Linked DNA regions of Homo sapiens: region 1 is linked to region 2. A link is a loop called in an ENCODE intact Hi-C map of the cell type or tissue named here. Cell type or tissue: endothelial cell of umbilical vein. All regions are shown on one strand.

Region 1 (2,500 bases), 76 kb after region 2:
ATGCCACAGTGCCTGGAATTCCACTGTTAGAGGGATATTTCTGGGAGTTGAAGCACTATCTCCGATTCTGAGTCACTTGGCTTCAGTTACTTTTTTAAAGACAGTACAATGTTGTATTTAGATTTTTTTACCCATTTTTGTGAGTTTATTTATTTTAATAAATGAGTTGATCTCATTACATTTATTATTATAATACATTTGTCACAATTCTATCATCTTAAATAATTTCTTTTATTTATTGTTTCCTCTGTTTTCTGTGTAATCTGAATTTTAGTCCTAATAGTGGTTACCTCCTCGATTTTAAATAAGATGCTTAATTTTCTATTATCAATTAATCAGAAATCAAATAGTATCTATTATCTCCCAAATACAAAAGGTGAGAAAATTAATGATTTTCTATTTCCTCCCATTTCCTTTCCACCTACGCCTTAATCCCTATCAACAGACACTTGTTATTATGTTGTTGAATTTTTTTTCTTCCTTATGGCTGTATTATTATCATTATTGTTATTACTTTTACATTTGGTAAAATTTTTTTTTCTTTCATGGACTTCTTTTAAATGCAATAAAACTCTGGCTAGAGGCTACAGTTATCGTACATCAATATCTCTGCATGAATTAAATACTCAAGTTACTTTTTTTTTTGAGACAGAGTCTCACTCTGTCGCCCAGGCTGGAGTGCAGTGGTGCCATCTCAGCTCACTGCAGCCTCTGCCTCCCTGCCGGGTTCAAGGGATCCCCCCAGCTCAGCTTCCTGAGTAGCTGGGACTACAGGCGCGTGCCACCATGCCCTGCTAATTTTTTGTATTTTTTGGTAGAGACGGGTTTTCACATGTTGCCCAGGCTGTCAGATTACTTTCATTCATTGCAGTAGAGGCTCCTACAGGATGCAGGACAGTAAATAGGCTGGGGGTGGAGAAAACATAAAAAAGGAAATCGGATGACAGATGGGGAAATACATTGAAGGCGAATACCTACTTCTCTGTTTTGCCTTTTGTTGATCATAGAAACAAGGGGAAAACATAATGGAAACTAAATAAACATTCGCAGAGGGCACTAAGATTTCTGACGCTCTCATGGTACGGAAGAGGAGCAGTAAGACACACGTGTGTGGATAATCAAAGGTGAGGATGGTGGGTGGGTTGGCGCAAGAGGTGGGACGAGGGAGAGAAGTGCTGACCATTCCAGGGAGTCCTCTGCATCACTGCTTCTCAACATCACACTTTGAGAGGACTCTTCCAGCTCCAAAGCCCTGTCCACATCACGTCCTGTCCCCACGGTCACTCTGGCCAGGCAGGCCTCTCATTGTGAAATGGGGCCCTGCACACAAAAACAACAGCCTCGTGCTTGTGGCAGGCTGAATTCTTTCCAAAACTGCCCTGGGTTTCTTTATCTCAGCCCCTTGTGAGAACACAGGAAACTCTGCTTCCCCAATCCTGAAATATCTGCCTCAGGAAGGAAGGGATATTGTCTTTTCAGGGGCCTCTGTTTGGCTTGTGAGCCAGTTCGATAGCTTGCTTTGTAAATGCACTGCAAAAGCAAGCCCACTCAGACCTTCCTTGGAAATGGCATATTTGAAAGATAATGTCCAAATCTATTTAAACAGTGGGGGAAAAAGTTAGGTCATAAAACCAGTACCAACTTTGTACAAACTGGTCTAAACGCAATACTGGAGAGGTGTTTGGTTGTTTGGCTTGCTTTCGTTTGTTGATTTTTTTTGTTTGTATTGGCTAAGAATTGTTCAAAAGAAAAATCATTCAGTTTTTTTCTTCAACATTCTTGTCCTACTGAGGGAATAATTCGTTAATTCACCTTTCACTGGATCCAAATGGAATTCATTTTTTAGACTTTATAGAAAACATACAAACCCTCCACTAGTTCAATATTTTATGATTAATTTTTATAAACAAGTAGGCGATATCAGGACATCTTCAGAGATGAATATAATTGAATCCGAGTGCTCTCATGCTGACTATTAAAGGTTTCAATTTAAAATGTTTGCAAGAGACCAGGGATAGGACGAATCTCCAGCATTGCCTCACAGTGCCAGTGTCCTGGGCTTCTAGAAGCAGCAATGGTATCTGTGGTTGGCTGAGTTTTCTGGGCCATCAGCGTGATTTCTAAGCCGGACTCTGGTGCTCATCATGCTCCCACAAGCCTCAGATGGCTTTTATTTCACAGCAGACAACAAACCCATCTTTCTGTCAAAGGCCGTAGGTTGAGGTCCGGAAATGAATTTTTAAACTATGTCTTCAGGCCACTAAATTCCAAGGCCATTTCTCTTTCTCTCTATTCCTAAGGACCCATCACCACAGACCCCAGGTGTTATTTGTACACCAAACACAGCCGTGCAACTAAAGAAATAAAAATAAAAATAAAGGTTAAGCGCTCTTTGCCTCCCACTTCTAAAAGAAACTTCTGGGCAGTGTTTCTCAGTTATGAAATGTACGCTTCCCAGGAGCAGTCTCCGCGTTTTCCAGCGCCTTCCCTGCCTGCCCGG
Region 2 (2,500 bases):
TGAAGAAAAACATAGCCACTGTTGTAGCATGGAGAGGCCAGGGATACTGGGTGCCACAGGGGGATTCTGGAAGAAGGAGAGACTAGATTTGGGGAAAGAACCATCTGTCTCTGCAAAAGGCCCCAACTTTCCTTCAAAAACTTATTTTCTATTAGGCCTTTGCCCAAACTTAACAACAGATATTTATGTAAAACTGCCTATGTGCCAGGCACTCTTCTAAGTGCTTTACATAGAATCCTAACAACAGTCCAATGAAACAAGTACCATTATCATCCCCATTTTATAGATGCAGATGCTAAGAACTAGAAGGATGAAGAAGTCCAGAGAGTCTCAAAACTGCTTGGGATTTATATCAGTACCTCTAGGAAATGTGTTAAAATGTAAATTCACATCCTCCAGGATTAGGCAAAGTAACTAAGAAAAAAGAAAATTGAGGACTGACAAGAAGACCAAAGGTGGAACCCTGAGAAACAGCAGCTACATTTATGGGACAGATGGAGGAAGAATTGACCTCAGGGTGTGGTGTGAGAAGGTAGCAGGAGAGCCAAGGCAGGGTGCTGTCTTGGCCATTCAGGGAAGGGTGTTCAAATAATGAGGTCACGTCAACCATTTCAGGAAGGTATTGGGAAGTGTTTGCTGGGATTGGCAATTAGCAGGTCACTTACAACTTTGTTGAGAAGAGTTTTAGTGTCGTGCTGGGGAAAGAATAATGGTCTCATCCTCAAATACCTTGTAAGACCCTTGAAGGAATCTCTCTCTCTCTCTCTCTCTCTCTCTCTCTGCGTCTGTTATCTTTGACCAGGCTTATACACAGTAAGTGCTCATTTTGCTGATTTTGCCATTGCTGACAAAGATAATGACATTCTACTATTGCTGTTATGAAGTCAAGAGCAAAAGATGGTGTGTATGTGAGTTGAGATTTCGAAAATATGGGTGCAGGAGGCAATTACCCCTCAATTTCAGTTAGGTAGGAAAGGGGGCAGGCAGACAGAGCTTCCTGCATTGCAGAGAGAGATGACCACAGGATGCCCCATAGACAGAGACCAACTCTACTCAGCCAGAGAGAGAAACTGCAGTTCTCCGATAGTAAATGCAGTTGTCCCCTCTTATGGAGACTCAGCTGCCAAAAACTTAGGTGAAGGTTCAAGGTCACTGTGAACCCAGGGCCACCCTGAAATGCTGTCCATTTGTCTGCCTCTAGTCCTTTTTCGGCTTCTAAAGTCCAATCATTCTTTGCCCTTATAACCACTCTGGTGTGTCTTGGAGAGAAAACACAGTTCTTCACGGTTTGCCAGTAGTCGAGGGAGGAATCTGAAAGCTGACTGTTTCTCCCACAGCTTCAGGAGCATTAAAACTTCAAAAGAGGAACTATTTATGCTGTCATTACCACAGCGGTCACTTCTGCAGGATTTCTTTCTCTGATGCAGCACTGGTTGGACACACTTGGCCCAGGGCCGAGAGGGGAGAGGAGGGCGTTACAGAGACACTGAGTCATCCTGCCTCCTCCACGCCCTCCGCAGCTGCCCCTCACTGCACTTCCTCCTCCTCCTCAAGTTAAAGGTCAGCCTCTCATGCTCGTGCCAAGTTTTGCGAAACACACATACGCCAAAAAAAAAAAAAAAAAAAAAGGCTTCAGAAAGGGTAAATTTTTTAACATGAAAAGAAATAAGGAAAGCCTCCTTCAAAAATACATGCAAAAATAAGTAATCCTTCCCCCATACTACTTAATAACTCCAGAATGATAAAAATTTTCCAATTGTGAATATGTAAGGAATAAAATAAAAGGAATGAATGCCCCACTGTGTTAATGCAGCCCTTTTTAAAATGATCCTAATTTCTTCCAGAAGGCTCTGGAGGGTAGATTGCAAGGTTTGTCTTAATATAGAATTATTCCCTTCTCTCCGCTTGTCTTTAGAACCAGTGTGAACATGGTGATATTTTACAGTTGGCAACCTGTACTTCGCTGCTCAAAAATGCTGCATTCCAAGGGCTACAATCATGCATTGTGCATTTGAAATGCCTGTTGCTAAGAACAAATATCAACCCCAGGACGACCCCACTCAGCAGATCGGCCAACTCCCGCACAGAGCTGTTTCCCGACCTCTGGTCAGAGACAGGAAGCCCATTGGACCCTAGGCCCAGGCAAGTGCGGAGGGTTCCCAGGCAGGTGACATGGTAAAATGTAGACGACTAGCTCTCTGTCTGTCTTCAGGATAACGTCTGCCTCCCACCCTTCCTGGTCCCAGCTTAGGAATGTATGCAGCCCTTTTATGTGCATTGCCAGGAGGCTTGTGAAGTAGATTGGACAGAGGTTTTACAGCATTGTTCCTATTTAACTGATCAAGGACTGAACCTTGTAGTTTAACAACATGAAGTTGTACGGGAACAACTAAGCAGTTGCTGGACTAAAACCCTCAGCTTCCGAATCGCAGCCCCATTAAACTCACTTCCAGCCCCGTTGTACCCTCTTTCCCCATGAGGCCGCCCCAGTGGTGCTGAA

What was found. A loop is a pair of places that touch in the nucleus more often than their neighbours do. Peaks named below come from ENCODE experiments on the same cell type or tissue, not always from the same donor. Only the 100,000 strongest peaks of a DNase experiment are listed, where the experiment ranks them.
Region 1: it touches region 2 in a loop (8-fold over the local background); 6 of 110 quality-filtered maps call a loop at or near these places.

The regions. Positions count from the first base shown.
Region 1 is chr13:40,476,875-40,479,374 of GRCh38, forward strand. The region is part of intron 1 of LINC00598 (long intergenic non-protein coding RNA 598); the gene reads right to left. Among named protein-coding and RNA genes, the nearest start is that of LINC00598, 2.9 kb to the right of the region's middle. In endothelial cell of umbilical vein, no CTCF peak of the experiment used is centred here; a DNase peak (open chromatin) is centred at 1,437; H3K27ac peaks cover 2,032 bases.
Region 2 is chr13:40,401,086-40,403,585 of GRCh38, forward strand. The region is part of intron 6 of LINC00598 (long intergenic non-protein coding RNA 598); the gene reads right to left. Among named protein-coding and RNA genes, the nearest start is that of LINC00598, 79 kb to the right of the region's middle. In endothelial cell of umbilical vein, no CTCF peak of the experiment used is centred here; DNase peaks (open chromatin) are centred at 1,476 and 2,086; H3K27ac peaks cover 1,403 bases.